2 separate regions of the Homo sapiens genome follow, and region 2 is linked to region 1. The links are chromatin loops, found by intact Hi-C in ENCODE. Cell type or tissue: prostate gland. All regions are shown on one strand. Links, peaks and the distances in the headings refer to the core of each region. The heading gives the core; the rest is flanking DNA. Region 1 has its middle 41 kb from the start of LINC01107. Region 2 overlaps LINC01107 (long intergenic non-protein coding RNA 1107).

Region 1 (15,681 bases), core at 3,125-11,124:
CTAGATTATTATCCTCCCACGTTACATATTACTAGGGGATTGGGTCACTCTCCTCCCAACTTACATGATACTTAATCCAGTATTTCAGGTCCTACGTGTTTTTATACATGTGAAATGTCATTGCTATTATTGTTGTCATCCATTGTCAATCCTGTTCCAATTTATCCATATGTTTACTAATTTATTTGCTCACCATTCTGCTTTCGGTTCACTTCTTCATTCTGGATTCAGTTTTCTCCAGATAAAGTGCATTCCTGGAAGTTCTTTAGCTGGGACTCTGTTAGTTATAAATTCCCTAATGCTTTGTTTTTCATCCTTTCTCCCTAATTCTTGTATGACAGTTTAGTTAGGTAGAAAATTCTATTTTCTCTCAACACTTTGAAGATATAATTCCACTATCCTTTGGTCATCATTGAGAAGTGGCAGCCAAATTAATTGTCATTCCTTCATAGGACATCTTACATTTCTGGCTACTGTTAAGGTATTATCTTTGTACTTGGCATTCTTACATAGCTTACTCTAATCTATCCAGGGATGCATTTCCTTATGTCTACCCTAATATTTAGGACTACATTTTCCTTGAATCTGAGAGCTCAGAACTGTTCTCCATTTTGAAAATTCTCAGTCACCATCTCTTTCAATATTGACTCACTCTCATTCTCTCCTTTCTCTCCATCTATAACTCCTATTGTGCTTCTATTAGACCTTCTTGTCCTATTCTCCATATCTATTAATCTTGCTTCCAAATTGTCTCTTTATTTCCATGTGCTCACAGTGATTTTCCACTTAACTAATTCTCCTTTTAGTTATGTCTAATTTGCTTTTTAACCTAACCATTAAAGACTTAGTTAAATTTCAATCACTATATTTTTATTCCTATATATTTCCTTCTGTTCTTTTCAAATCTTCCCTGTCTTTTGTCTTCCCTTGGTGGCAGCTTGCTGTTTTCTCTTTTTTTTTTAATTTTCCATTGTGTCTTTAATTCTATCTCATAATCTTTATTTTGATAATATTGTTGCCTGAAGCTCTTAGGAATTTAATCCCACTGTTTGTTATATCTTTGAACTTGCTCAGAGTTTATTTTTCTCCCTTGGATTGGCACTTTTGGATTGTGAGCTCATCTTCATTGCAGTTTTTCTGTAGGAATGCTTTGTGTACATCCACAGAGATTTTGTGTTTTCTCCTGCCAGGTGCTCCAGGGTTAATTTTATCTAAATTGCTCAGATTGGGGGCTCCATGTCACTCAGATAGTATAAATTCACACCCCAAATACACCTGAGGATAGCCACTACATACAAATTCTCAAGGACAACCATTTTCTCCTACTCAGAATCAGGCCAAGGTTGACAGGCTTTCTGTTATTTCCCTGTGCCAATGGCTGGATTGTTCTTCTGGTCCACCTTTTCATTGGAAGTGTAATTCTTCAAAGGCAGAAGACAACTCTTGTATAGGAAACTCAGTTCTAATTTCCAGCCTCTTATGGGCTCAAAGATTCATTTCCTATTTCTGCATGGCCATTAAAATCCAAAAATTCATTAGTTAAAAAGACATACAAAGTAACCTCAACTCCCACCTTTGCCATCCCATGCCTTCCCCCAGCATAGCCCTAGCATCGGTTATCTTATATTTCTGGTTTCTGTTTCCTCTTTGGTTTGGGCCTCCACAAGGGATTTCCCTTATCTTTTCAAGAGCAATGTTTATTATACTGCTGTATTTTAGCCAACATCCCTAGACATTTTATATCAAGATGTTTCTCAGGCTATCTGGTTCATCAGACTGCTGAAAACTGAGGTTTAAAATAAACATTTACAATAAACTATTTCATACATTATAAATCCAACTCTAACATCCAGCTTAACTCATCCCTAGTTTATTCATGAAAATGTGTGACTTCGGGAAAGGGCTTCCGGCATTGCAAGGAACATTTCTCATCCCATTCCCTGGCTCCTGTGCCCCAGTCTTGCCACTGAGATTTTCTATAGTTTTAATTCCTGAAAAAGAGATGGGTATATGGGAGAAATAATCTCTTTATGCCTGTCAGTGGCCATCTGAGATGCCAAAAATAATAATGAGGAAATAGAACAGCTAACGAGGTAGCCGTCTCTCAAATCTTTCACAGTGCTAGAATTTGCCCTTTGGAGCATTTTCAAAACACCAGAGAGGTTAGTGCCTGTGGAAGCACTCACTGTCTTCTAATAAAAGTTCTTTCCAATACCTTCGTCAAAACAGTCATTTGTAAATCAGCCAATATTTTTACAGCTCAAAGAGCATTTTCATGCCACTTATCTTATGAAAGTTGAGTGTCCACCTCTGACGAGTGAAAAAAAAATATATGAGACTGAGGCGATTAAGCAAGTTGCTTGCCCTGGTCATTGTTATGTAGTCAGCAGAACTAGAACTTTACTATTTTTAGCAGAAAACACTGTTCATAAATTCTTATAAGGGTAGGTGCCAGAATTTGCTCTCCTGCTGCTACACTGTCCCAGACACTACCTATAGGAGCTTAACCAACATTAAAAGTTAAATTAAACAGCTCTTAAAATCTTGTCTTAAAATGGTAGTTGTGCAATTTCTGAGTGATGCTAGCCAAGGGTGGATTCCCCAGAGCTTGGAAGTAAACCAGAAAAGAACAATGAGATGTCCAGGCATCGGGAAGTGGGTCCTAGAAGGTGAGGCCTGGAGAAATTGGACATTGCATAGTCTGGGGCAACGTGCTGGGGTCCAGCACTGTCTGTGGCTGGCTCCTGTGTCAAAGGCTGCTGGGGGTGCAGCAAGAGGGACATGGAGAGCCCGTGTGACTCACCCTGCCTTTCATCTGCATTTGCTCTCTTGGCAAGAGTGATTTTCATTGTACCATAAGCTCAGTGTTACCAAACCCATTTGGAGTGATGCACTGACTGAAACTGCTCCTCAAGGAGAAAGGACTAACACCGGCTTCCAAACGGAGGCTTTGCTATGTGAGTCTTGGCTTCTTGGCTTTCCCCATGAAGAACTTCCTGTCGGCCCACAGACAGCAAGTGAGCTGCGGGAAAGCGCTGGCTGCTAGCCTCCTCCTTCCGCACTGGACCAGGGGCAGGGGCTCCTCTCAGAGACCAACCAGAGCAAAGCAGCTTGCAGGGCAAGGCCCAAAGGAGGATCAGAGGCCCAAAGGAGGAGCAGAACCCAGAAGCAGAAGTCAGACCACGGGCGGGTAGGGACAGGTGAGCTGGGGATAGAACCACTGATCTGAGGCCCGAGGGGCAGTAACCACGTGGGCCTGATCCAGGAGGGTCCCTAGAACCGGCGCTGTGGTTGCTGGCTGGTTTTCCTTGGAGGCTGGGGCACGATGCAAGAGCAGTGAGTCTGAGTCTAACATGTTAGGGATGGGCAGGCAGCCCCAAGATTGCAGCACGGAGTGGCCAGAACATACCCCTGGAGGTGCCTGTGCAACCCTTCTCCACAGTGGGGTAGCGCACAGCCTGCTCTCCACTGAACGGGACTCCTCCTTATTCCTTCCTACACTAATTCACCTGTCTTCCCACCCTCCATGGGGTAAGCGCTGGGGGCACGGTGCTGGGTGCTGGGTGCTGGGGACAGGTGTGGGCTGGGCTCTGAGTTAGGACGAGCCACTGTCCCATTTGAGAGTCTCCAGCCCCATCATGTTCAATCCCAGCTCAGCGGATTTTCACACCCAAATCACTGCCTCCTGCCCCCAAATCTGGAACTACCAGTTTAAAAAAAAAAAAAAAAAAAAAAAGTCTGTGAGATGGACGTGGCACTGAGGAGGGGAAGTAAGCCAGGAACCACACAGGGGACCAGGCGGGCGCCAGGCCCACCCAGTATCGCCACCCGGGGACGGCTTTAGCCACCCGAGCCTCCAGCGTGGGGGGAGCGTTCATTCTCTGAGGTCGTCATGAGGCTCAAAGGGAAGTGAACATACAGTGTTCTCAAGGTGTTACATTTCTAAAGTCATCTCAAGAGACAGCCAAGCAGAAGGCGAGAGGAAGGAAAAGGCGGTGTCCACACCTGCCGATGGACTCGGGGAAACGTGGACCCTCCGCGGTGTCCCAGGGACCCCAAGCTCCATGTTCCCCAGCAAGGCCTGGGTGACACCACCTCTATTTGGGCCAAGGTGAGACCACTATGGTGGGACCACTCCCGCAGCCCCTGGGACAGGACGGGACGCCCCAACAGGGAGCCCCTCCCCACCCACGTCCCGCCACCTCCTCCCAGCTTCCCAGCGCCCTCCCCAGCATCTGGCGGCCTGCGGAGCCTCCCACTCCGAGGAGGTCTCCTCCATGGACTCCAGGCAGAGGAGGACGCTGTCCTGCATGCATCGCTCCCTTCAATGTCCCATGCCCAGGAGGCTGCGCCACATTCTTGGCAGGCGGGGCCTGCCTCATCCTGCTTTGCTGTACATGTGGGCCCCATTTGCAGGGGGCACCGCGCTGGGGTGGAGGAGATCCAGAGGGGTGGCTGTGGGACTGGCCTTAAACACTTCCACCTGAGAATGTGGAGGGAACACCCCCCAAGGCGATGAAAGGGACCAGAGAGCAGGACGCTACGCACCAGGAAAAGAGGAGTGGAGAAGCCCCCAGTGTGAGAAGGCAGGAGGGGGTCCTGCGGAGGCCGTCAGTGCCGCTGCTGAGCCTCGAGACCCCCAGCAGGAGGCATGTGGGGGACAGGAGAGCAGTGGGGTGCAGGGCCAGCCCACTGCACCTTCTTGCCACTCAGGGCTGGCAGCTACCAGGCTACCCCAAGGAGGCCAACCCCCAGGCTCTCATCGTGGCTGCTGCCCCAGCATCCGTGGCAGCCCATCGCTACAGCATTGGTGGGGACATCTGCAGGCTCTGCCAGCCTGGAGCCCTGCCCTGCAGCTGGTGAGGCACCCCCACAAGGTGCCAGAGACCACCTGGTCCAACCATCACTTCCCACACAAACAAACCAAGATGCAGGTGTTTAGTTAGGCATCAACTAGCTTGGGTTAGTATCCGTTGCCTCCGGCAGCTCTTCCTTTCCTGGTCTGAGGGGCTCCAGTGAGGGCTCCAAACAGCCCAGAGTCTTATTACTTGTATTTGAAAACAAATGCACAAAGCCGCGGGAAGGGCAAAGCCCTCCCAGCACTGGCTGTGCCTAGTCCCTGCAATCTGACCTCACTGCTCCAATGCCATTAGCTCCAGAACAACCCCTCTTCTCCAGCAGCAAGGACTTCAGGACTCCCGGGCAGACCCACGCGGGGCAGCACCCCTGCAGATCCAAGCCTCATGCACTCTCTTCCACACCTGGGCCCCTGAGGCTCCTCCACGGACTGCTGCGTTTCCTATTTCTTCCAAGACAAAATGGACCCATTCACCTTTTTCCCTCATGTCCCTCTCTCCCTTCTCCTCCCTGGTCCCACTAAAAGTGTGAGCTTCCAATGCTTCCTGGGTTTGAAAAGTTTCACATGATATCAGTACACAGAGACAGTTCATTTTGGTATTTGGGCTCTTGTCAAGGTTAAAAACCAAAAAATGGATTGACCCATCACTAGACAAAATCAGAATAGTCAAAGAGGTGACGTCATGGGGGAAATTCCTAACTCACGCATGCGCCATGGTCTGTCTCCTGGTCTTTGTCATTCACACGTTTTAGATGAGCATTTATTTACTATGCCCATAATCTGTGCTGGGCACCGTGGGCCCAGAGATCCCTGAGGCACAGACCCTGTCTCCAAACGCAGGAAAACACAGAGATCGTGAGAAAGAATTGCAGCTTTCGTGGCAGAGTACACGGCACGCCTGTGTGGGGGTAGGCAAGGGCCTCTGAGCCAGGACAGGGTAGAAGGGACAGTGGAGGGTCAGGAACACCTTCCAGAGGGGCTCACAGGGAAGGAGAGGGAGGGAATGACCAGGGGAGAAACAGAAAGGAACAAGGCCAACTCCAAAGGCCAGAGCCCCTGGACACAGCGGGGCACAGGAGGCAGACAGGCAGAGCCAGGGATGGGGGATCCCACGGGGAACTGAGAGCGGGCACAGGGTTCAAGCACAGGCATGGCAGAATGTGCTGTGCATTGTTTCAAGGTCCTCTCGGTGGCTGCATAAGGAATGGACTGACTCAGAGTGACAGGGTGACCCAGAGACCCAAGAAAAGCGGCAGCAGGAGAACAACCTGTGGCACTTAAGATGCCCAGAGCCATCCTGCGTGCTTTGCAAACATGAGCCCATGAAATGCTTGCCACCACGCAGTGGGGTGGGCACTGACATTGCCCCGATTTACAGAAAAGGCATCTGGGACACAGAGAAGTTGGCCTGCCGAGGTCTGGGAGTGACCCCGAAAATGGAGCAGGGCCTGAAACCAGGCAGTGGTGAAGGGGTAGGAAGACAAATTTGGTACAGAAACACTTAGGACTCAGTGCCCAACCAGGGGCAGGAATCTGGGAGAGGTCTGGGATGACCCCCAGGTCCCTGGTTGGGGTAACTGGAAGAGCTCAGGGCTGTAGGGAGAAGAGTCTATTTAAAGGGGAATGGAGGGGTCCCACTGGGGGCGGGACAATTTGGGAACATTAGTGGGATGTTGGGGGAGGATTAGATCTATAAGTCATGGACACCCAGGTCAGCCCCAAAGGGTAAATGTGTGGGGTGAGTAGAGAGCTAAGAAGCCACAGGAGACCCCACATCACTGAGTCCTCCTGCCTGATGGCCCCTCCAGGCCTTGGGACAACCTGCCCTAGGATTCCTGATTCCCAGTTGAGGGGAGAGAGGCCTGGGGAGAGGCAGAGCTCTTAGAGCCCGGGAGGACATTCTTGCTTCAAGGCTCAAGTAGGGGGATGAGAAGGAGGACCCTTGGCCGAGAAATTTCATGCAGTAAGGAGGGCTCAGAGTGGCTTATGCGGGAAAGAGGAAGTTCAAGAGCACCATAAAGGGTTAGAATTTCAGAGAGGAAAAGAACCTCTTAACACTTCCAATAGGTGATTTTCTCTTAAAAAAAAAAAAAAGAAAGAAAGAAAAAGTTTAAGAAGAAACTTTACAAAGGGAAAACGTAATGTTCAACCTCTGGGCAAATTCTAGCGGAAAAAGGGAGAGAGAGGGGTGGGTGGGAGGCTAACACAATTTATGGGCCCTCAGAGCCGCGCCAGCTTGAGGTGGCGGAGCCTCTTGGCCCGGGGCCTGCCTGCTGACTTGAGCTTTGAAAAACAACTTCCTGTCAATAAATGTGAACAAAAGTTTGGACCCATCTTCAAAGTGATGAGTTATGCTGAAAGTATGTTCCTGCAAACGGGGGGAATGGATTGTTCCTGGCGCTTTGGCATTCAAGAGAGTTTATAAATAACCACTCAGCTCTGCTCGGGTTATGCCTGCTGGGAGTGCCCAGTGCCAGCAAGCAGAGGGAGACCTGGGGAGCGGGGCAGCACTCCCTGGTAGGGCTGGCACAAAGTGCCCAGAGAAGCGCAAGTCACGTCTTGGCGTGGGAGTAGGGGGCTTCCCCAAGCCTCTGTTCAGGGCTGGGCAACCGGGGACCCCCTGGACCAGCTCTTCCATTTGCATTTTGGAGGGAAAAAAGGAAGGAATGGATTCTACATGTGGTTTCCATCGGCCCAGAAAAGTAAAAACATGTGTCAGCGTTTCTAGCAGAAATGGTCCTTGTTATTTTAATGAGAAAGACCATAATTAGGGACAACAGTGAAAAAGAAGCCATGGGTCCCCTTTGTGCCCTCCCCTCAACCGATGGGGAGCAGTCGCCCCAATGAACAGTCCTCCTGCCCTTAACCTGCTCCACCAGCACGGGAGGAAGGGAGAAAGCTGGGGACAGGCAAGTCCTCCAGCTCCAACAGTTCCATTCTCAGGGCTGAAGGTGCCGCCCAAGCAGCTCATTTGTCAGCGTTTAAACATCATTACAACGTTAACGGCCTCTCTGATGCCAAAGAGTTGGCTTTGCACGCCTATAAATTAGAGTACATCAAACCAGAGTTTATTGAGTCTTGGCCAATCAGAAGTAAAACTTCCATAACTTTTTACAATTCTCTACATTCTTCCAATTATATTAAAATATTTATTTGCACCCTGCATGATATATATAAACGTTTTATTAAGAACATTTGAAACCTGGTTCTTTAAACAGAAAAAAGATCCACTCCATGCTGGCAGAGGTCCGGCCAGTATGTGCTGTGTCCAGTTGGTTTCATGGAGGGAAACAGCTCTGATTGGATTTTCGAGGGATTAGCAAGAAGGAGTGGCAGAGCACGAAGCTGGCTCCCAATTCATGGCTGCGCCTCCCTTAGCAAATCCCCTGCATTTGGTCGTGACACCAATGAGGAGCAGGTCCCTGTTTTGTCTCTGCCTGGGCTGGCCTGTCTGGAACAGTCTTCTAGGGTCACAGTGCACGTCTGCCTCTGGGCAGCTGCCTGACCCAGGCCTCCACGAGAGCAGGGAAGAGGCACAGAGACGTTCCATGATGGCTGGGTGAAGAAGCAGGCAGTCGGGGTGAGTTAGGTTAAAACCCAAAGCCCCTTCTGCCCGGCCCTTTCCTGGCTGTGTGCTGTGGGGCCTGGACTCCCCCTCTCTGAAGCTCAGTTTCCTGTCTCTAAAGTGGGTGTCACAATGACAGCCGCCACCATTCCTCCACTACCACAAGAATCATAGGTGGTGACCTGCCTCATATTCCCGAAACGTCTCTGCGCGGCAACATCCTCCTTTGAGCCTCGTCTCATCCCATCGTTGCCTCCTCCTGAAGGTCCTTCTGCTGCTGACACATCAAGTGCATGGGGACATCCGTAGCACGTGGCCAGCCAGGAGGACACTGAGGCCTGCCTGAGGCCCTATCTGTGGGTGTGATCATAACGCCACCAAGAACAGCTCTTGTGCTTACAGGGTGCTAAGTCCTGACCATCTCAGGACATCCTTCACACTGCCCTACAAGGTAGGGACTCTCGCTGCAGATGAGGGAGGTATCTCTCAGTGGGGTAAAGGGTTTGGCCAAGGCGGTACAGGTCGCCCTCAGGCTGGCCAGCGCGTAGCACTCCACAGCCACAGCAGACAGCATCACAATGAACTACTCAGGAGCAGGAGGGCAGGCTCAGGTCCCAGGAAGAGGAGTGTGGCCACAAGCAAGATTACCCGCCTGGCCTGGAAGGGACAACCGAGCAGAATTTGAAATAAGCAGCAGGGAAGAGATTCTGGTTTCTGTGGGGCCCTCATCAGAAACCCCATAGGGCCCTTCACCAGAAACCCTCTGCCTGCAGAGACCACCTGCAGATGGGGGCCTCAGCTGCCTGCAGTTGCCCAGGGCATGGAAGCACAAAGCTCATTTCTGTTACCACATCACTAACTGTAGGATTGGACCTCAACATGCATACTGGTTCTGGCACAAAAGGAGCTGATTTCTTGTTCTTGCAACTGTCCCAGGCAGGGGTTCCTGCTCAGCAGATGGTGCCTCTCCTAGAAGTAATTCAGGGACCAGCCACCTTCCATCCTAGGCCTCCATCACAGCCCTTGGGCCTCGCTGTGGTGTGCACCCCCAGCAGTCAGAAAAGAGGGAGACTGGGAGCACATCTCTGTGGCTGCAGGCGTCACTTTCTGCTGTTCTCTTGTCTACACTTTCTGTGTTTTGTTGGACAATCCAGTCGTCAGGCCGTGCCCACCTGTCATGTTGGATGGGAAATGTAGTCCAGCAGTATGTCCAGAGAGAAGGGAGAAATGATTTTGGTAAACAACCAACCATCTCCACTGCAGGTGATGCAGGCAAACCCAAAAACGGGGGCTCAGCCTGAGTTGGTTCTTGGCTTCATTCAGGGAAGAATTCAAGAGCAAGCCAACAGTGAAAGAAAGCAAGTTTATATAGCGTAGTGAACAGCAAGATGGCTGCTTCATTGGCAGAGCAGGGCTATCCCACAGGCAGAGGGGCCCAGAGTAGCACTTGTGGGTTGCTGGCTGGCTCTATTTATACCCACTCTTAATTATATGCTAAATAAGGGGTGGGTTATTCACAAACTTTCTGGAAGAGGGGTAGACTTTATCCAGTCTATCACTGATGGGCACTTGGGTTGGTTCCAAGTCTTTGCTATTGTAAATAGTGCTGCAATAAACATAGGTGTGCATGTGTCTTTATAGTAGAATGATTTATCGGAAATCCTTTGGGTATATACCCAGTAATGGGATGGCTGGGTCAAATGGTATTTCTGGTTCTAGATCCTTGAGGAATTGCCCCACTGTCTTTCACAATGGTTGAACTAATTTACGCTCAAGACTAGTGGGAAGAATTTCAACTGAGGTAGGAGACGTGACTGAGAGACCAAGGAGAGGAGAAGGGATGCGATGGCTAAGAATGGAGCCACAGAACTGGTGAAATCAGAGCTAAGCCCAGAATGACAAATAGCAAGTTTCAGTTGCAGAAGAAAAGGGTGATATGAACAGGATTTCCAAGGAGAAGCCGAGGCATGTGAAAAGGCACAAAGGCGTAAATACGTGGTGCTAGCCAGGGAATGGCAACCAGGCCAAAGAACTTGGGGTTCAGTTTTACCAAGAAGGTTATCATCACCCAGAAAAGCCCAATTAGGAGTCTTCGAATAGAACTGATTTCTAGACCGACTGCTACTTAGCAAGGCTGCTCTTACTTGGTTATAGCCGATACAGGCTTTTGGTGCCTGCTCTCCCTCCTCACTGAACGTCTCATCCGTTCATCATGTCAGAGGCACTGCTGGGTGTACGTTCAGAACACTGACACTAGAGCCCGAAGGTGTGAATTCAAACCCAGATCCCCCTCACCAGCTGTGTGTCACTGAGCAAGTTTCTTATCCTCTCTGCGCTTCAGCGTCCTCATCTATAAAATAGGAGGAATAGTAGTGCTCACCTGATAAGCTGGCTGAAAGGATGGAATGGGATAATTTAGGTGGGAAAGTGCCAGGCATTTGAAGAACATTCTAGAAGCATTAGGATTACCTTAAGCCAAGATTGTGAATCACGTTTTGGGCTAGGACTTGAGGAGATTCAGGCCATTCCTGGAGAGCAAGACACAGACCCTGCCTCCAGGGCTTGCCCCACTAACAGGGAAGACCACGCTCAGAGGGTCGTGCCACAGAGTGTGGCCAGGAGGGAGGGAGGCCCCGGCTGCTGGGGGAGGAGGGGTACGTGAGATGGGCACTTGGTTTTAAGTTGTGAAGGTTTGGGGAATCAGAGCCCTACAATCATAATTCAAATTCGAAAATGAAACAAAGGGCCGGGCGTGGTGGCTCACGCCTGTAATCCCAGCACTGGGAGGATGAGGCGGATGGATTACCTGAGGTCAGGAGTTTGAGACCAGCCTGGCCAACACGGCGAAACCTCATCTTTATTAAAAATACAAAAATTAGCTAGGCATGGTGGTGCATGCCTGTAATCCCAGCTACTCAGGAGGCTGAGGTTGGAGAATCACTTGAACCTGGGAAGCAGAAATTGCAGTGAGCCAAGATCACACCACTGCACTCCAGCCTGGGTGACAGAGTGAGACTCCATCTCAAAAAAAAAAAAAAAAAAAATAGAAATGAAACAAAGGAAAAGCAGAAACTGATTCATTTTCTTTCCCATCAAAGGCTAACACCAAATTTTGAGACACAGGTTTGTTTCCTGGGAGTGCTCAGCTTATTTTTCTGGTCCTTACAGGAGTTTCTCTCACCTCCTATAAAACATTTGCTTGCATTAAATATTTGCTTCTAATTGTATGTAAATATACGGTTTCTTTATATCTGATATTCTTCTCTTTTTATATCGGCCACATCAGGTAATGCGTGAAGCTGAGCTTCAGAGTTGATCTAAACGCAGGATTTTAAAACTTGAGAGGGCCAGTCAGCTGGTGGTCTCAGCCAGAGAAAACCCAGGTCTTCCTCTTGGGCAGGTAGGCACAGTCCTCTGGGTTTACCACACCACGTGCACGCTTCCTCTTTCAAATACTCATCAAAAAACTGGCAGGGGTACTCTGCGTTCATAGGGACGGTGGAAATAGTGCTCTATCCATTGTTGGTAAAAGTGCCAAGTATTACCTTTCTACTGTACAGTTCAGCAATTGATTTCAAAGCCTTAAAAATATGTACATCCCACTTCACAGTCATTAAGATGACTACTATCAAAAAAAAAAAAAAAAACCCAACAGAAAATAACAAGTGGTGGCAATGATGGGGAGAAACTGGAGCCCTCGTGCACTGTTGGTGGGAATGCGAAATGGTCCTGCTGCTGTGGAAAACAGTATGGCAGTCCCTCAAAAAATTAAACGTACAGTTACCAGATGATGCAGCAATTTCACTTCTGGATATGTACGAAAACAATAGAAAGCAGGGTCTCGAGGAGATATTTGTACATCCATGGTCATAGTAGCACTATTCACAACAGCCAAAAGGTAGACGCCACCCAAGTGGAATAGTATGCAGCCTTAAAAAGGAGAAGAATTCTGACCCATGCTACAACATGATTAAACTTGAAGAAATTATGCCAAGTGAAGTAAGTCACAGAAAAATAAATACTATATGATTCCACTTATATGAGATATCTAGAAGAGTCAAATCTATAGAGACAAAAATTAGGATGGTGGTTGCCAGAGGCTGTGGGGGAGAGGGAATGGGAAGTTAGTGTTTAATGGGGACAGAATCTCTGCTGTCCAAAATGCAAAGAGATGTGAAACCCTGGCAAAGTGCCAGGCATTTGATGAGCATTCTAGAAGCAAGCCAGCTCTCCTCTGTGGAGGAATGGTGGAGTGCGATAAGGGTAGTGCAACAATGTGACTGTATTCATAGTTAATGCCACTGACCTGTGCACTTGAAAATGGTTAAGATGGTAAATTTTTGTTATGTGTATTTTATCACAACCGGAAAAAATGCACATCATTTGACCTAACGTTTCTACTTCTTTTTTTTTTTTTTGAGACAAGGTCTGGCTTTGTTGCCCAGGCGGGAGTGTAGTGGCACCATATCAGCTCACTTCAACCTTAACCTCCTGAACTCCAGCAATCCTCCCACCTCAGCCTCCCGAGCAGCTAAGACCACGGGCACACACCACCACGCTCAGCTAACCTTTTTGTATTTTTTGGAGAAATGGGGTTTCGCCATCGTGTCTGGGCTGCTCTACTTCTAGTTTATTATTTTACCTGATTGATTTTCAATTACAGAGTCCTAGCTACAAGCAGGTTCTTATCCATATTATTATTTAAAAAAAATTTTTAACAACCTAAATATGCAATAAGAAAGAATTAGAATTCTGGGCAAGCATTAAAAATGATATGAGGCCAGGCGCAGTGGCTCACGCCTGTAATCCCAGCACTTTGGGAGGCTGAGGCGGGTGGATCGCCTGAGGTCAGGAGTTCAAGACCAGCCTGACCAACATGAAGAAACCCCGTCTCTACTAAAAATACAAAAATTAGCCAGGATAGTGGCGCATGCCCATAATCCCAGCTACTCGGGAGGCTGAGGCAGGAGAATCGCTGGTACCCGGGAGAGGGAGGTTGCGGTGAGCCAAGATCGCACCATTGCACTCCAGCCTGGCGCACCATTGCACTCCAGCCTGGGCAACAAGAGCAAAACTCCGTCTCAAAGAAAATAAAAATAAAAGCAAAAAAATAAAAATGATATGAAAATATGTGTTGATCCAATTTTTGTAAAAAATAATTATAGTCACATATATGAAAAAATCTGAAAAGATCTACAACAAAACATTATAGATTATCTGTGAATAATACAATATTTCATTTTTGCTTAAATCTCTATTTTGTGTTTTTTCTTATACGTATATAATAGTCAAAATTTTACAAGCCAAAACATTATCTTGGAGATGCAACACTTTTTAAAATTATTATTATATTGATATTGCAGAAGCACCTTCAATATATTAGCTGCCATCACACAAATTATCCTATTCCATCATCAAAGAATTAAATAACAAAAAGACTTTTCCCATTTCACCGTTGAAAAGCCTGAGTTCCATCCAGGCTTGGTCTCTAACTAGAGTGCGCTTTCATAGCACCTCCTCATTTCTATAACACATTAACACACAGTTTTATTGCATGTTTGACATAGATACAGTGGGTAAAGCAGAAATTGTCATCTCTATTTTTTACAGATGAGAAAACCCAGGTGCACAGAAGTTAAAAATCCCTGCCCCTGCCATCACCAATGCCGCCACTGGGGCTAGCGGTCCTGCTTCTTGACCTCACGATATCAACTGCCCATCTCACAAGCAGGAGAAGAAGAAGCAGTTGGAACACTGGTGTAGACCACTAGAAGTGGATCAGCACACAGACCCCCAGCCTGCCTCTGACACCCCGGGGGTTGGGTAGTGTAGTGCAGGGCCCAGTGACAAACCAGCAGATTCCTCGGGGTCTGAGCCAGCCACTGAGACCTGCAGAAGCCAACCTTTGCCTCCTTGCCTGGTCCAGTCTGCAAAACAAGCCTCCCCGCTCTATACCCCCGTGCTCAAACGGAGCATCTGTGAGGACCTGGGCCAGGCTCAGCGGTCAGGGCCTCTGGCCACACAGAGGTGTCCATCTACCTGCAAATTCAGCTGACACAGTGAGCGGGCCTGGCGGGTCTCCATCCAGAACTGCTTATTCCAGTCCTCTCCCAGCCCCCCAGGGAGCTCAGGGTCACCCACTCCTGCCCTCCCCTCTGGGATGATGCAGCTGCCACCTCCCCCAGGTGCTAGGGCAGGCCCTTCTTCAGGACAAAGCTGAGCTGAGGCAAGGGCTGCTCCTGGTTTCCTTGGTGACCCTGTAGTCCAGCCCAGCCCAGACCCCAAAACAGGGCCCAGGGTCACCTGCTGGATCTTAGAGGGCTTCCCCGATTGCCCTGTGCTTCCAGTAAGGGGGGAGTATAGAGGTAGAGCTTGGCAGCGCCCACTGCCAGGCAAAACGGCCTGTGAACGGGTTAGGAAGAGGCGTCCCTGCTGGACAGCATAGGCCTATGGGTGGGGACTTGGCACCCTATCCTCCAGGTGAAGCTGCCAGGTGTGGGAAGCCAGCCTGCCCTCCCTGTGGTGGCCCTGAGAAGGGTCTGCAGAACTAAAACCTACATGGCCCCTGGCCAAAAGTCAGTACTGGCATGTGGGCTGTTGGTTTGGGGACTTTTACTCCAGACAGTAGACTATTCTTAGGATGCTAATGACAGTATTTACTGTAAAAGTTTTACCAACGTAAGAGCTATTTAGAATCCTCTCACTGAAGAAGCACTTCCTGGGGGTCCTAAATGAGCCCTAAACAGCACATATGCAGACTGGGGTACAGTCTGCCTTCTGCCTCCTAAATCACTGAAGCTGAGCTTGGCATGAGGAATTTGGGTTTTCAAAGCTCTAGGATAGAAAACTTCAGACAGTGGCTGCCTGGGGGTAGCCTGGCCAGTCATCCACTCTTCTGTTACCGTTGTGTGACAGCTACATGCCTTGTCCCTACACAAAAGGACCCTGGGGCAGGACACCACCCACCCCCCGCCCCCACGACCAAAGGATGGGGACATGAATGCCTCTTGATGCCTCTGTCCCTCCATAGTGCACACCTGGCACATGACCTCTGACCCTCACTACACTTGACCAGGAGAGGCCTCCAATCCCAGGGCTCTGCTGCTACACCCCATTCCCCCCTTAAGGGAAACTCCAAGGGGCTGAGTAGTCATAGTCAGGGGTTATCTCGTGGTGCCCAGTTCCTGGTTACATTTGAAACGCTAATCGTTTAAATTAAAGAAAGGATGCTAGTATAGGCTACAAATCCCAGATTCAG
Region 2 (15,681 bases), core at 4,116-12,115, 68 kb after region 1:
ATGTGTAAGCATTGCACCAGGAGGTGTCTTGCGTCATTCCTGAGGTGTGTACACTGCACCAGGAGTTGTTCTGCATTATTCCTGAGGTCGGAGCACTGCATCACAAGTGTCTTGGATCGTGCCTGATGGTGCCTGACCAGCAAGTGTCTTAACTCATCCCTGAGGAGGGAGTACTGTAACAGGTGTCTTGGATCATCCCTTGGAGTGCAGCACTACACCACCAGGTGCTTTGAATCATCTCTGAGGTGTGAGCAGTGCACCAGGAAGTGTCTTGTATTATGACTGAGTGTGAATACTTCACCAGGTAGTTTTTTGGATAATTCCTAGGTGTGACCGCTGCACCAGGAGGTATCTCGGATCATGCCAGAGTTGTGAGCACTGCATCAGGAGATGTTTTGGATCATCCCTGAGGTGTGACCACTGGACCAGGAGGTGTCTTGGATCATGCCTGAGTGTGAGCACTGTACCAGGTGGGTTTTTTGTATCACCCCTAGGTGTGAGTACTGCATCAGGAAGTACCTTTGATCATGTATGAGTTGTGATCACTGCACCAGGACATGTCTTAAATCATATCTGAGTTGTGATCACTGCACCAAGAGGTGTTTTGGAGCATCCCTGAGGTGTAAGCACTGCACCAAGAGGTGTCTTGGATCATGCCTGAGTTGTGACCACTCCACCAGGATATGTTTTGGAACATACCTGAGGTGTGAGCACTGCACCAGGAGGTGTCTTAGATTATGCCTGAGTGTGAGCACCTCACCAGGATGTACCTTGGATCATGCCTGAGTTTTGTGGGCACTGCACCAGGATGTGTTTTGGATAATCCCTGAGGTGTGAGCACTGCACCAGGAAGTGTTTTGTATTATGCCTGAGTGTGAACACTGCACCAGGTGGTTTTTTGGATGATTCCTAGGTGTGACCACTGCACCATCATCATGCCAGAGTTGTGAGCACTGCATCAGGAGATGTTTTGGATCATCTCTGAGGTGGGATCACTGTACCAGGGGTGTCTTGAATCATCCCTGAGGGGTGAACACTGTGACAGGAGGTGTCTTGAATCATCCCTGAGGTAAGAGCACTGCACCAGGAGGTCTTTGGATCATCATACCTGAGGTGTGAACATTTCACCCAGAAGTGTCATATCATGTCTGAGGTGTGACCCATGCACTAGGAGGTGTTTTGTATCATGCCTGAGTTGTGACCACTGTACCAGAGGGTGTTTTGGAACATCCCTGAGGTGTGAGCACTGCACCAGGTGGTGTCTTGGATCATCTCTGTAGTGTGAGAATTACACAAAGAGGTGTTTTTAATCATCCCTGGGGTGAGATCACTACACCAGGAATTGTGTTGGATCATGCCTGAGTGTGAGCACTGCACCAGGAGGTATTTTGAATCATGCCTGAGTTGTGAGCACTGCATCATGAGGTGTTTTGGATCATCCCTGAGGTGCAAGCACTGCACCAGGGGGTGTCTTGGATCATCCCTGATGTGTGAGCACTGCACCAGGAGATGTCTTGGATCATCCCTGAGGTGTAAGCACTGCACAAAGGACTGTCTTGTATTATTCCTGAGTGCAAACGCTGCACCAGGTGTCTTTTTGGCTCATTCCTAGGTGTGACCACTGCACCAGGAGGTATCTCAAGTCATGCCAGAGATGTGAGCACTGCATTAGAAGATGTTTTGGATCATCCCTAAGGTGTGAGCACTGGACCAGGAGGTCTCTTGGATCATCCCTGAGTTGAGAGCACTGTTCCAAGAGGTGTCTTGGATCATGCCTGAGTGTGAGCACTGCACCACGTGGTTTTTTTGGATCATCCCTAGGTGTGAGCACTGCACCAGGAGGTATCTTGGATCATGTCTGAGTTGTGATCACTGCACCAGGAGGTGTCTTAAATCATATCTGAGTTGTGAGCACTGCACCAAGAGGTGTTTTGGAGCATCCCTGAGGTGTGAGCACTGCATGAGGTGGTGTCTTGGATCATCCCTGTAGTGTGAAAACTGCACAAGGAGGTATTTTCCATCATCCCTAAGGTGGGAGCACTACACCAAGAAGTGTGTTGGATAATGCTTGAGATGTGAGCACTGCACCAGGAGGTGTCTTAGATCATGCCTGAGTGTGAGCACCTCACCAGGATGTACCTTGCATGATGCCTGAGTTGTGTGGGCACTGCATCAGGATGTGTTTTGGATCACCCTTGAGGTGTGAGCACTGTACCAGGAATTGTCTTGGATCATCCCTGAGTGTGAGCACTACACCAGGAGGTGTTTGGGGTCATCCATAAGGTCTCAGCACCGCACCAGGTTTCTTGTATTATGCCTGAGTGTGAGCACTGCACCAGGAGATATTTTGAATCATGTCTGAGTTGTGAGCACTGCATCAGGAGGTATTTTGGATCATCCCTGAGGTGTGAGCATTGCACCAGGAGGTGTCTTGGATCATCCCTGAGGTGTGAACATTGCACCCAGAAGTGTCTTATGTCATGCCTGCAGTGTGAGCACTGCACCAGGATATCTAGGATCATCCCTGAATTGTGAGCACTAAACCAGGAGGTGTCTTGATTCATCCCTGAGGTGTGAGCACCTCACCAGGAGGTATCTTGGATCATCCCTGAGATGTGAACACCTCACCAGGAAGTGTCTTGGATCATGTCTGAGTTGTGAGCACTGCACCAGGACGTGTCTTAAATCATCTCTGAGGTTTGAGCACTACACCAGGAGGTGTCTTAAATCATGCTGAAAAGTGACCACTGCACCAGGAGGCATCTTGGATCATGTCTCAGTTGCAACAGGAGGTGTCTTGGATCATCCCTGTGGTATAAGCACTGCACCAGAAGGTGTCTTGGATCAACCCTGGGATGGAGGCAGTGCACCAGAAGGTGTCTTGGATCATCCCTGATGTGGGAGCACTGCATCAGGAGATCTCTTGGATCATCGCTGAGGTGTGAGCACTGCACCAGGAGGTATCTGGAATGATTTTTGAGGAGAGTGTAGCGCACCAGGAGGTATCTTGGATCTACCCTGAGGTGTGAGCACTGCAACAGGAAGTGTCTTGGATCATCCCTGAGGTGTGAGCACTGCAACAGGATGTGTCCTCAATCATCCATGAAGGGGGATCACTGCACCAGGAGGTGTCTTGTATCATTGCTGAGGTGGAAGCACTGCACAAGGAAGTGTCTTAGATCAACCTGACTTGTGAGCACTGCACCAGAAGGTGTCTTGGATCATTGCTAAGATGCAAGCAATGCACCAGCAGATGTCTCAGATCGTCCTTTAGGTGGGAGCGCTACACGAGGGGTGTCTTGGATCATCCCTGAGGAGGGAGCACTACACCAGGAGGTGTCTTGGATCATTTCTGAGGTGCAGGCACTGCATCATGAGGTGTCTTGGATCGTCGCTGAAGTGTAAGCACTGCACCAGGAGGTGTTGTGAATCATCGCTGAGGTGTGAGCACTGCACCAGTAGGTGTCTTGGATCATCCTTGGGGTGTGAACATTGCATCAGGAGATGTCTCAGATCATCCCTGAGGTGCAGGCACTGTACCAGGAGGTATCTTGAATCATTTCTGAGGTGCAGGTGCTGCACCAGGTGTCTTGAATCAGCCCTGAGGTGTGAGCACTACACCAGGAGGTGTCTTGATTCATCCCTGAGGTGTGAGCACTGCACCAGGTGTCTTGATTCATCTCTGAGGTGTGAGCACTGCACCAGGAGCTGTCTTGAATAACTTCTGAGGTGTGACCATTGTACCAGGAGGTGTCCTGTATCATCCCTGTGGAGGGAGCACTGCACCAGAAGGTGTATTGGATCATCCCTGAAGTGTGAACACTACATCAAAAGGCATCACGAATCATCCCTAAGGCTTGAGCACTGCACCAGGAGGTGTCTTTGATCATGCCTGAGATGTATGCACTGCACTAGGAGGTGTTTTGGATCATCCCTAGGTGGGAGCACTACCCCAAGAGGAGTCTTGGATCATCTTTGAGGTGGGAGTACCACACCACGAGGTGTCTTGGATCATCCCTGAGGTGGAAGCACTGCACCAGGAGTTGTCTTGGATCATTCCTGAGGTGTGAGTACTGCACCAGGAGGTATCTTGTATCATCCCCGAGGTCAGAGCACTACACCAGGAGATGTTTGGATCAAACCTGACATGTAGGCACCGCACCAGAAGGTCTCTTGGATGATGCCTGAATTGTCAGCACTGCACCAGGAAGTGTATTTTATCATCCTTGAGGTCAGAACACTGCACCAGCAAGTGTCTTGGATTCTGCCTAAGGTGTGAGCACTGCACAAGCAGTTGTCTTGGCTCATCCCTAAGAAGGGAGTACTGTGCCAGGGGGTGTCTTGGATTATGCCTGAGTTGTGAGCACTGTATCAGGAGGTGTCTTGGATCAGCCCTGAATTGTGAGCACTGCACAAGGAGGTGTCTTGGATCATCCCTGAGGTGGGAGCACTGCACCAGGAGGTGTCTTCAATCATCCCTGAGGTGTGAGCACTGCACCAGGAGATGTCTTGGATCATCCCTGAGGTAGGATCACTACACCAGGAGGTTTCTTGGATCATTTCTGAAGTGTGAGCACTGCACCACAAGGTGTCTTGAATCATCCCTGAGGTAGGACCACTACACTAGGAGATGTCTTGGGTCATCCCTGAGGTGTGAGCACTGTACCAGGAGGTGTCTTGGATCATCCCTGAGGTGCAGTGATATGGTTTGGTCATGTCCCCACCCAAATCTCATCTTGAATTGTAGCTCCCATAATCCCCACATGTCATAGAAGGGACCCTGTGGGAGGTAACTGAATCATGGAGGGAGTTACCTCCATGCTGTTTTCATGACAGTGAGTGAGTTTTCAGATCTGATGGTTTTATAAGGAGCTTTTCCCCCATTTACTTGGCACTTCTCCTTCCTGCCATCCTGTAAAGAAGGATGTGTTTACTTCCTTCCACTTTGATTGTAAGTTGTTTGAGGCCTCCTCAGCCCCACAGAACTATGAGTCATTTAAACCTTCTTTCTTTATAAATTACCCAGTCTTGGGCAGTTCTTTATAGCAGTGTGAGATCAGACTAATAAACACCCCCATGATTTAATTACCTCCCACCAGGTCCCTCCCATGACACATGGGGATTATGAGAACTACAATTCAAGATGAGATTTGGGTGGGACACAGCCAAAACATGTTATTCCATTCATGGTCCCTTTAAAATATGTCCTCACATTTCAAAACACAATTATGTACTTCCAACAGTCCCCCAAAGTCTTAATTCATTCCATCATTATCCCCAAAGTCCAAATCTAAAGTCTCATCTGAGACAAGGCAAATTCCTTCGCCTATGAGCCTGTAAAATCAAAAGTGAGTTAATTACTTCCAAGATACAATGGAGATACAGGCATTGGACAAATACACCCATTCCAAATGAGAGAAATTGGCCAAAACAAAGAGGCTCCAGGCCCCACCCAAGTCCAAAATCCAACAGGGCAGTAACCAAACCTTAAAGTTCCAGAATAATCTCCTTCAACTCCATGTCTCACATCAGGTCACGCTGATGCAAGAGGTGGGCTCCCATGGCCTTGGACTGCTTCACCCCTGTGGCTTTGCTTTCACAAGATGGCATTGAGTGTCTGAGGCATTTCCAGGTGCACAGTGCAAGCTGTCAGCGGATCTACCATTCTGGGGTCTGAAGGACGGTGGCCCTCCTCTCACAGTTCAACCGGGCAGCACCCCCATGGGGACTCCCTGTGGGGGCTCCAATCCCACATCTCCCTTCTTCAATGCCCTAGCAGAGGTTCTCCATGAGGGCTTTGCCCCTACAGCAGACTTCTGCCTGTACATCCAGGTATTTCCATACATCCTCTGAAATCTAAGCTGAGGTTCCCAAACCTCAATTCTTGACTCCTGTACACCCACAGGTCCAAGACCACGTGTAAGCCACCAAGGCTTGGGGCTTGCACCCTCTGAAGCAACAGCCTGAGCTCTATGTTGGCCCCTTGAGCCACAGCTGGAACTCACTATCACCAAATCCCTATACTACACAAAGCAGCAAGGCCCTAGGCCTAGCCCGTGAAACCCTTTTTTCCTCCTAGGCCTCTGGGCCTGTGATGGGAGGGACTGCTGTGAAGAACTCTGACATGCCCTGGAGACAGTTTCCCCATTGTCTTGGTGATTAACATTTGGCTTTTCGTTACTGATGCAAATTTATCTAGCTGGCTTGAATTTCTTCTCCAAAAATGGGTTTTTCTTTTCTATCGCATCATCAGGCTGCAAATTTTCCTAAGTTTTATGTTCTGGTTCCCTTTTAAACATAAGTTTTAATTCCAAACCATATATTTGTGAGTACATAAAACTGAATGCTTTTAACAGCACCCAAGTCACCTCTTGAATGCTTTGCTGCTCAGAAATTTCTTCTGCCAGATACCCTAAATCATCTCTCTCAAGTTCAAAATTCCACAGATCTTTAGGGCAAGGGCAAAATACTGCCAGTCTCTTTGCTAAAATGTAGCAAGAGTCACCTTTATTCCAGTTCCCAAAAAGTTCTTCATCTCCATCTGAGACCACCTCAGCCAGGACTTCATTGTCCACATCACTATCAGCATTTTGGTCAAAACCATTAAACAAGTCTCTAGGAAGTTCCAACTTTCCTGGAAGACATCTTCCTGTCTTCTTCTGAGCCCTCCAAACTGTTCCAACCTCTGCCTGTTACCCAGTTCCAAAGTCACTTCCACGTTTTTTAGTATCTTTATAGCAGCGCCCCACTACCCAGTATCAATTTACTGTTTTATTCCATTCTCATGCTGCTATGAAGAACTGCCTGAGACTGGGTAATTTATAAAGGAAAGAGGTTTAAATTACTCACAGTTCTGCAGGGCTGGGGACGCCTCAGGAAACTTACAATCATGGCAGAAAGCAAAGGGGAAGCGGGCACGTCTTCATGTGTCTGGAGAAGGAGGAAGAGAGCAAAGAGGGAGGTGCCACACACTTTCAAACAACCAGGTCTCCTGAGAACTCATTCACCATCACAAGAATGCAAGGGGGAAATCTGCCCCCATGATCCAATCACCTCCAACCAGCCCACTTCCCCAACACTGGGAATTACAATTCGACATGAGATTTGGTTGGGGACACAGAGCCAAACTATATCAGTGCTTAACCTCATTTGAGTTGTCACACGCAACCAGGAGGCTTGAATAACCCACTGCTTCCAGACTAGATGGCTTTCTGTGTGACCCCAAGAGAGACTCCCAGCCTCTGCTGATTCCTATGTAAAGTATGGGTTGGAACTGGATGGTATCGTAGGTTCCTTTAGCTCCGTATGATTCTCATGTAAAATTCCACCCAGCAGTCAGGCAAGAGGTGCACTGGGGAGAGGAGGTGGAACCCCCAGGTTGTTGATAAAATCCTGAAATCCCTTGGCTCTGTGCTTCAAACAGCCACCTTCCCAACATCTATGACTCTTTGAACTGCTCATAAAGAGCGCTGATTAATGTGACACTTCACATGCCCACCATGAAATTAGGAAGGCCCTTAGATCTCCTTCAAACCCGCGGTGCCGGTGCCTTCGCCCCATCAATCAGAGATGAAACTGTGATTGTGCTGCAAGGAGACGAGGCCATCCTGGAGTTCTGCCATGAAAGAATCGCTGGGACTCAAAGGAGGGGAAAACAAGGGAAGGAGAGAGGGGGAAAGGGAAAGAGAAGCTGCTTCCAGAAGGAATAAATTTGTGTGTGTACTTTGATCCTGCTATGATTTTTATTTGTTTTAGCCACATCCTTTTCACTGCACCACTCAGCTAAAGGTGCTTTAAATTAGATGGCGCTAGGAAACCCTCTTCCTCCCCCCTTCTTCCCCTGCCTGCCACGCAGGCCCACAGTCTTCAGTCAGTGTGAGATGTATAATCATGTCATGCTCAAATGTAACTGGAATAAATTGAGACAAATAAACTCAAAGGCACCACATGCATTTAGAATGCTCTTTGTCAGGGTTTCCTAATATGCTTGCAGGCAGCTAACTCAACGCAAACAAAAAGTGGCAGTGTTTACCCAGCTTTGCTTTGGAGCATGTTGAGAGCCTCTGACTCACAGATCGCTGCTGATTGAATCTGCACATACATTGGTGTTCACTGTCCCCCAGCTAACTTCCTTCCCTCTTCCACACTCCTCCCTTTCCCAGGTGTCCAGGCTGAACAGGGACTTGTTTGGGGTCCTCTGTTCCTCTCCTCTACCTGTCTTCAGTAGGATAGCACAAAGATCACAAAGGCCTTGAGAGCAGAGATGGGAAGTGAGAACCGTGTCTCACTGTGAGGACCCCAGGACCTTTGTTCAAACAAAGCAAAGCAGCACCTGGCATGGCCGGCCCGTTCTGCTCAGCGTTCAGGAGCGAGCTGCCTACCAGAAACCTCCTCTTTGGTGCTCTTGTTAAAAAAGATGCCTCAGGGCACCTTTAAGGGAAGATCTGAAATGAACCTCTTACCTTCTAAAACCTTCTTTCTTGGCCAATCTTGTTCCATGACCGGCCACATGGCTGTGGATTTACTGGCTCTCTGGACCCTCACCCTCCCATCAGGGTGCCATCTTATCCATGTCTCTGATTGAGGGACACACATGTCAGCTCTCTGCTCCTGCACTGCCAGGCACAGCCATGATGGTCTCAGAGCCATTGGTCCCCAGCACAGAGGGGAGCTTCAAATGGTACCATGATGATGAAGGTGGTAGGTGCCTAGTAGCTACGGACTTTGGATTATATCCATTTCCAATGATTAACAAGAAGCCCCTTTAATTTTAAGCATGTACTTTTTATTCAGAAATAAGGTCCCACTCTGGCACCCAGGTGGGAGTGCAGTGGTGCCGTCATGGCTCATTGCAGCCTCAACCTCCCAGGCTCAAGCGATCCTCCCACCCCAGCCTCGCAAGTAGCTGGGACTGCAGGTGCACCATCATGCCTGGCTAATTTTTTAAATTACTATTTTAATAGAGATGGGGTATTGCTATGTTTCCAAGGCTGGTCTCAAACTCCTAACCTCAAGTGATCCTCCCACCTCAGCCTCCCAAAGTGCTGGGATTACCGACGTGAACCACTGTTCTGGACCAAGTATGTACATTTATAAATAACACCCATTTTCCTGTGATTTCCTTAGCTTCACTCTATGAACTGCTAGCTTGTCATGCCTCCCTGTCATATTCTCTGACAGTTTCCAGCCTTATGCCCCATGGGTGTCTCTCTCTCTCTCTGTCTCTCTCTGCTTTCTTTAATTCCTCTTTGGCTGCCAAGAGTTCATTTTCTCAGCCTGTGACAGCACCCCATGTTCCCCAGTTTCTTATGGGGAATCACAGCTCCCCTGCTACATTTAGTCTGTTGGGAGCACAATTCTGGGTAATCAGCTTCTACAGCAGAAGTGACAGGGTCTGAGCAGCCTCTCACTAGATTTGGAAGAACTAGAGAGCAGGTCCGGGTGGCCCAACACCCAGCCCCTAATGCCATGCACTTCCTGCCCCCTGAGTTTCATTGATTCCACACCTGGCATCCAGCCCTCAAGTCCATTTTGGAAGCATCCTGTCCCTCCCCCCAGACAGACACATGCACTGGTTATCCTTTCAATAAAACCATCTGGGATGGGATCCAGTCTGGAAGGTAAATCTTAGAAACCTTTCCCTTGTCTTCTTATGCATCTCTTTGGAATTCTTACATCTCAGATCAATTCTGCTAGTTAACACTTCCCAGGAAAGTCACCATCCCCTCTGACGTCAGAATGTATCAGGAGAGAGTCTGTGGCAGGGAGAGTAACATTCCTCAGCATTCAACCCAGTCTCCACATTGTCCTGCGTTCTTACCACACAGCCAGAGCAGGAGCATGTGACTGGTTCTGGACCAGTTTGGGCAAGAGTGGTGTGTGTCACCTCTGGGCCAAAATACAGAAGAAACAGTGCGTGAGCCCCCAGGGGTCCCTTCTGCTGCTCTACTCTCCCAGATGGTAGAGTCTCGATCAGCCTGGGTCCTGGGTGTCTCGGTAGAGCAGAGCCCCTGCCGACCTCCACAAAACACGTAGCCTGAAAAAGAAGTCAATCTGTGCTGGGTCAGTTTCCAGGACACCAGGATTGGCTCCAACGTGTTCCTAATATCAGTAATTTCTATGTCTTGGCTAAAAATACCTTGCCCTCCCCAAGGAGACAAAAATACTCTCTATATGTCCTTCTGGAATTTTTCAGGTTTTTTTTTATTACACCTAAATCTTTAACGCAGCTGGAATGTATTGTGTGTATGGAATGCATTGTACATATGAAATGTATTGTACGTATGGAATGTATTGTACGTATGGACTGGCAGAAAGATGTTACTTTTTAGGTAACATGGTTTTCTCTATGGAGAGCCAGTGATCTAAAATCTTGTATTCAATTCTCCCTACTTATTTGAAATGCCACACATGTCAAATGATAAATTCTGCCACATACAGTCTCCAGATCTGGAATCTCTGCACAGGGATCAGTGCACTAACTGGAATTACAGTGCCTGTTGTCAGTTTTGGGGAAGTTACTTAGCGTGTTCACCAATTCTCCTCGAGCCAGTGCCTACTCTGGACATTCATGATACAAAAGGGCAGGGCTGCATTCCAGGTGAGCGTGTGTAGGAAGGCATGAGAAACCTTGCAGGGAGCAGACACTGGGGGGAGGTCGGGGAGGGCCAGACGGACCAAAGTTTTCCTGAGAAAGGTCAAGGGGACTTGCCAAGCCCACCTGATGGACAAAAATTGAGAGCAGAAGAGGGCAGAGCCCATCGGCCCCTGAAAATCTCCAGCTCCAGGACCAAGAAGCAGAGTCCTGGAGGCACCATCCCTCATGCCAGGACATCGCTTGAGACTGTTGAGAGGCACAAGCCCAGAGGCTGGGCGCGATGGCTTACACCTGTAATCCCAGCACTATGGGAGGCCGAGATGGGCAGATCACGAGGTCAGGAGATCGAGACCATCCTGGCTAACACAGTGAAACCCCATCTCTACCAAAAATACAAAAAAAAAAAAAATTAGCCAGGTGTGGTGGCACGCACCTGCAGTCCCAGCTACTCCGTAGGCTGAGGCAGGAGAATAGTTTGAACCCGGGAAGCAGAGGTTGCCCTGAGCCAAGATCATAGCACTGCACTCCAGCCTGGATGACAGAGCAAGACTCCATCTCAAAAAAAAAAAAAAAAAAAAGAGAGAGAGAAAGAGGCACAAGCCCAAATCAGACCCGCACTGCTCTCCGGCGCCTTCCAGACACTGATAGAGGCCTGGGCCATGGTCCACGCGGGGGACTGAGCGTGGCAAGAGCAGCTGCAGGTGCAGCCATTGTTGGCCAGTATCCCAGGAAACCCCATGCTGGCAGCCCACAAAGCCATGGACTGACGACTTCCCTTTTCAAGATCAGCTGTGTCTTCTCTTCCTCAGGCCACCACTCTTTCCAATAACAGGGTAGAAAAAAACCCTTGATTTAAAAAAAGGCAACAGGACATGCTGGGCAAGTTAAATCACTTAATATTTCAAAATATTATTCAACCACAATAATTGTAGCTGTCTAAGAGAATCTGCATTTGTGTGGTTCCTTAAACTGTACTCTTTTTTTAATATAATTTTTTTTGAGACAAGGTCTCACTATGTTACCCAGGCTGGTCTGAAACCTCTGGGCTCAAACGATCTTCCCCCCTCGGCCTCCCAGAGCACTGGAATGACAGGCATGAGCCACCACGCCCAGCCAAATTGTAGCCTTTCTTCCTGTCTTTAAAATTCACTTGACTTCCCATTCAAAATGGCAGACTGAAGCGTTTACATCTTCTGCCACAAATCCCATTAAATTAACAAAGTAAGTATGGAACTATGAACATATTTCCTAGAGCACTAGAAATAGAGAATGTTGCCTAATTCTGGAGGATGTAAGTAGAACCTATCACACCGACGCCAGAACAAAACGGAGGGAGAAGCCAAGGGCAGCACCGGCGTGGGACGGGCTTTCCCTGAGGAGCCTCAGCAACAACTCATGCGTGGCAACATTTGTGACTTTCAGCAGGAAGGGGCATGGGACTGTGATGGGGCTCACAGCAGACCTCCTGGGACCTCTAGAATAGATATAGAGAGCTTGGCTGAACCACCCACCCTGCCCCCGACCAGGCTTCAGCTAGCGACAGCTCCCTAAGTCATGGGGTGACCTGCCTGGGAGCCATAGTAAGAACCTGCGGCCACAGAAAGACACACGGAGTGCCCGGTCACCAGCTTGACAAAGGAAGGAAACAAAGGCTTGGGAGGGTGCAAAGTCACCCCAGGATAAAGCCTCCTAGGACATCCTAACATCCAGGATATTCCAGTAATTTTGCTTAGTAAAAAGTGACCCAAGAATTGCAGTTCAGGAACCAGGGGATCCCACAGGGCCAACCTCTCCCTTGGCCCCACGGAGCTATTGGCTGAACAAGCACAAGCCCCAAGCTCCATTCTACGCAAGGGGAAACACATCCTGCTCCTTGGAGGAGCCTGAAAATGTACAATGTGTCCAGCGGAGCCCAGGGCAACTCCAGTCCACGAGGCTCGAGTGGTACCGATGAGCCAGGTGTCAGCCCTCACTTCCTTCCCCTTCCCCTGGCAGAAGCACCTTAGAGATAGGGCAAACTGATCACTTGTGCCCAACAAATGAAGGCCAATGGGTGGCCTGAGCCCACAGTCAGCACCGCCCAGGAGCCTGGACAGCCAGCTTCTGGGGTTCACACACCCGCTCAGGAGAGAGGGCATGCGTGCCCATCGGTTCTGCCCGCCTGCCCCTGGGGGCTGCACCATGACCAACTCCAGCCTCCCGGGTCATCTGTCACTCCAGCCATCCAAAAGAACTGCCAAGAAAGGGGAGCTTCAGCCAGCTCTTGAGGTGGGAAGTGACGGGTTCCAAATTGCCTTTTAGGAAAATATGCACCAAGAAAGGATTGGACCAGGCTGGATAATTCCTTTGCTTGGGATCTCAGGGGATGAGGGGTTCGGGAAAGCCCGAGTTGTCAGGGAGGTGCAGATTCGAATCTCAGCACTGACTCTGACAAGCTGTGTGACTTCAAACAACAACCCACCCGCTTTCTGTCCAACAGGGACGGAAACGCCACCTGGCCAGGCCCTTCAGGGATGTGACCGCAGTGGGCCCAGCCTGGGGCAAATGCTGTGAGATGGCACCACATCATGTTGGCATGGGCTGCAGCCCCTCGTGAACATTTCCTTTTGGTCCTTGTTAGCTGGTGCCTTTGGGTGAGTTTCATGGTGGTGTCTCATGGTGAGTATCAAGCACGGCAGCAGGGAGCCCCCTCCACCCGCCCCACTCCCCCAGGACTCCAGGCTCCCCTCTCACCAGTTGTACAGAGAAGACGTCAGCCCACAGAACCATGTGCTGTGTAAGCTCCTCACTGCAAACACCCCCAAAGGTCAGAGACCAGGGGACCCACAGGAGAGTGAGAGGCCTCCGCCTCTGAGGTCAGGCCTCTGACCATGGCCGTGGGTGCTGTGATGCCCTGCATGGCTCTCCTCCCCCGGGAGGCCCGCCCGGCTCAGCTCTGTCTATGGGGAAGGCCACAGAGCTCCGGGGGCTGGCTTTCCTCAGCCCCGAGTAATTACAGACATGTGTCTGCACATGTCACTGGTCAGACTCCCACGACCCCGCAGTAGATCCTCATTAACCCGGGGACTTGAGGACTCTGAGAGGAGCAAGGGGCCGAGAGGAGAGAGGGAGACCTGGGCGCTGGCAGGGATGGGGAACCTGCAGAGAGGCCCAGACGTCCTGTGCCCATGCTGATGGGCAAGGTATGCCACCTGCCCCGCGAATGACGAAGCGGGAGCCTGCCGCGGGACCAGGGACGGGCGCGGGGAGCCTGAGCAGAGCAGGTTGGGGAGCCACAGCGAAGAGTTTATGAGCCGGCGTCCAGCCCCTCCCCTCTCCCTCCTGAGCACGGCTATTAAACTCCTTCTGGCCTCCAGATGCGCAGTCTGCAAGCTAGTTCCCTTTTGTTATTTCAAGCTCAGGGCCTTGATCTTTTGCCACTTTGGAAGAAGCGGAGAAACAAAGGGATCTGGTGCTGTTGCTTAATAGCGCGGCTGGCTTGGCCCCACCGGGCCGGCATGTGTCTGATGCTCTGTGCTGTCACTGCAGAGCCATCCCTTTGATGGGAGCAAGGCAGGGACCCGGCCCAGGAGCCCTCTGAGAGCCGCTCAGCAGCTCCCTCTCCTGTTCCCGCAGGCCTTCACCTCATGCATGGGTAGCCGGCCCACTGTCTTCTCCTCACCGCTTAAGAGTGGCCGCTTAGAGACAAGAAGTAGATAATGCAGAGCGCTTGGGGTCCCCAACGGATTGGAGCACAGTGCAACCAGTCACCAGGGCTGCTGGGCCCTCAACTGCACTTCACTCAAGCTGAAGGTGCAGCGTCCCCCGCAGGTCGTGTTAGCCCCCTACCCTCCTGCAGCATGTCAGGAAGAGCACTGAACTAGGAGTCTGAAGGCCTGCGTTCCAGTTGCCTGCATGCCCCGGGGCAGGCTGAACCTCTGCTTGCCTGGTTGGCTTCTGTGGCACTGGCTCTGAATTCAGGGCTGGGCCCAGATGGGGACGCAGCAGACACTTGCTGAATGATGAAAATCCCAGCTCTGCCATGAGGAGCCATGTGACCGGGGCCAGTTCCTTTTATTCTTCATTCTCTCCCTCCTGTATTTACACACCCCATAAGAACCCTGATCACCTGCTCCATGCCAGACAGTAAATGGATGCCACCCCTGCCCTCAATTGTCATTAGTGTAACAAGGGCTGTGACAGAGACCCTGATGGAAGGACACTGGGGTGCCCACCAGAGGGAGGAATGGGCGTCAGGATGGCAGCTTCCCAGGCTGACACCCACCTGAGCCCAAAGGATGGAGGGAGTTTCTCAAGTGAAGGAAAAAGGAAGACCAGTTAAGGCAGAGGATGAAGCCTGGGGGTACCTGGAGACACAAGAGATTGAGGACATTTGGGGACCACTCAGGAGCCCGTGTGGCTAGAGCGAAAACCTCAAAGAGGCAGAAAAGAAGATTTACTAAAGGGGACTGTACATCCCCCTGAGAGCCCAGGAGCCATGCAGGGCAGACAGTAGGGAGGGGACCCACCTGCAAAGTGTGAGAGGCTGACCGGCCAGTTGGGGGGCTGCAGGCAGCAGCTAGTGCAGAGGCTGCTGTACCCCAAAATGGGAGGGGGGCCACAGCCGAAGAGGAGGGGGAGGCAGCTCTGAGAAGAACGGGGAAGAACAGTCACCAGGACCTGGGACTGCACACCCCTGAGCAGGTGGTGGCATGCGGGCCCCTCCAGACAAGGTGCCTGGCAGGAACATGAGTGCCATCTGGGAGGGGCTTTGCTTTGGAAGCACTTAGTTTACCATGACTGAAACAGGTGGCAGGAATGACCAGGCAGAGGGCAGGCGGATACAGCCAGCTGGTGTCAGACGTCAGGAGGGCCGTCTGGGCCAAAGGCAGGGGAGGAGGCCACAGCAAATGTGGGGAAGCAGAGCCTGGAAATGGAGGGACCCAGGGCAGCCTCCACACTCAAGGGCCAGGCTGCAAAGTGGAAAGGTCCGCAGAATGCCAGGATAAGGTCTTCGAGACTGGCGTGGCCCATCCTGGGGAAACAGCGTCACCTGTCCCCCTGCTGCTACTGTGGGAGGGGAAGGTCTCAAGATACACGACCAC

What was found. Peaks named below come from ENCODE experiments on the same cell type or tissue, not always from the same donor. Only the 100,000 strongest peaks of a DNase experiment are listed, where the experiment ranks them.
Region 2: it touches region 1 in a loop (2.7-fold over the local background); 5 of 110 quality-filtered maps call a loop at or near these places.

The regions. Positions count from the first base shown.
Region 1 is chr2:238,588,856-238,604,536 of GRCh38, reverse strand. No RefSeq gene overlaps it. Among named protein-coding and RNA genes, the nearest start is that of LINC01107, 41 kb to the right of the region's middle. RefSeq lists an enhancer at 4,186-4,701. In prostate gland, for the core only: no CTCF peak of the experiment used is centred there; DNase peaks (open chromatin) are centred at 7,226, 7,816 and 8,146; H3K27ac peaks cover 3,570 bases.
Region 2 is chr2:238,521,828-238,537,508 of GRCh38, reverse strand. All of the region lies in intron 2 of LINC01107 (long intergenic non-protein coding RNA 1107), which reads left to right. LOC124906130 (a long non-coding RNA gene) reads left to right here. Exons shown (of 2, transcript XR_007088215.1): 1 at 1-4,525; 2 at 5,533-7,728. Among named protein-coding and RNA genes, the nearest start is that of LINC01107, 26 kb to the left of the region's middle. RefSeq lists an enhancer at 14,088-14,996. In prostate gland, for the core only: a CTCF peak has its summit at 8,031; DNase peaks (open chromatin) are centred at 8,048 and 9,818; H3K27ac peaks cover 524 bases.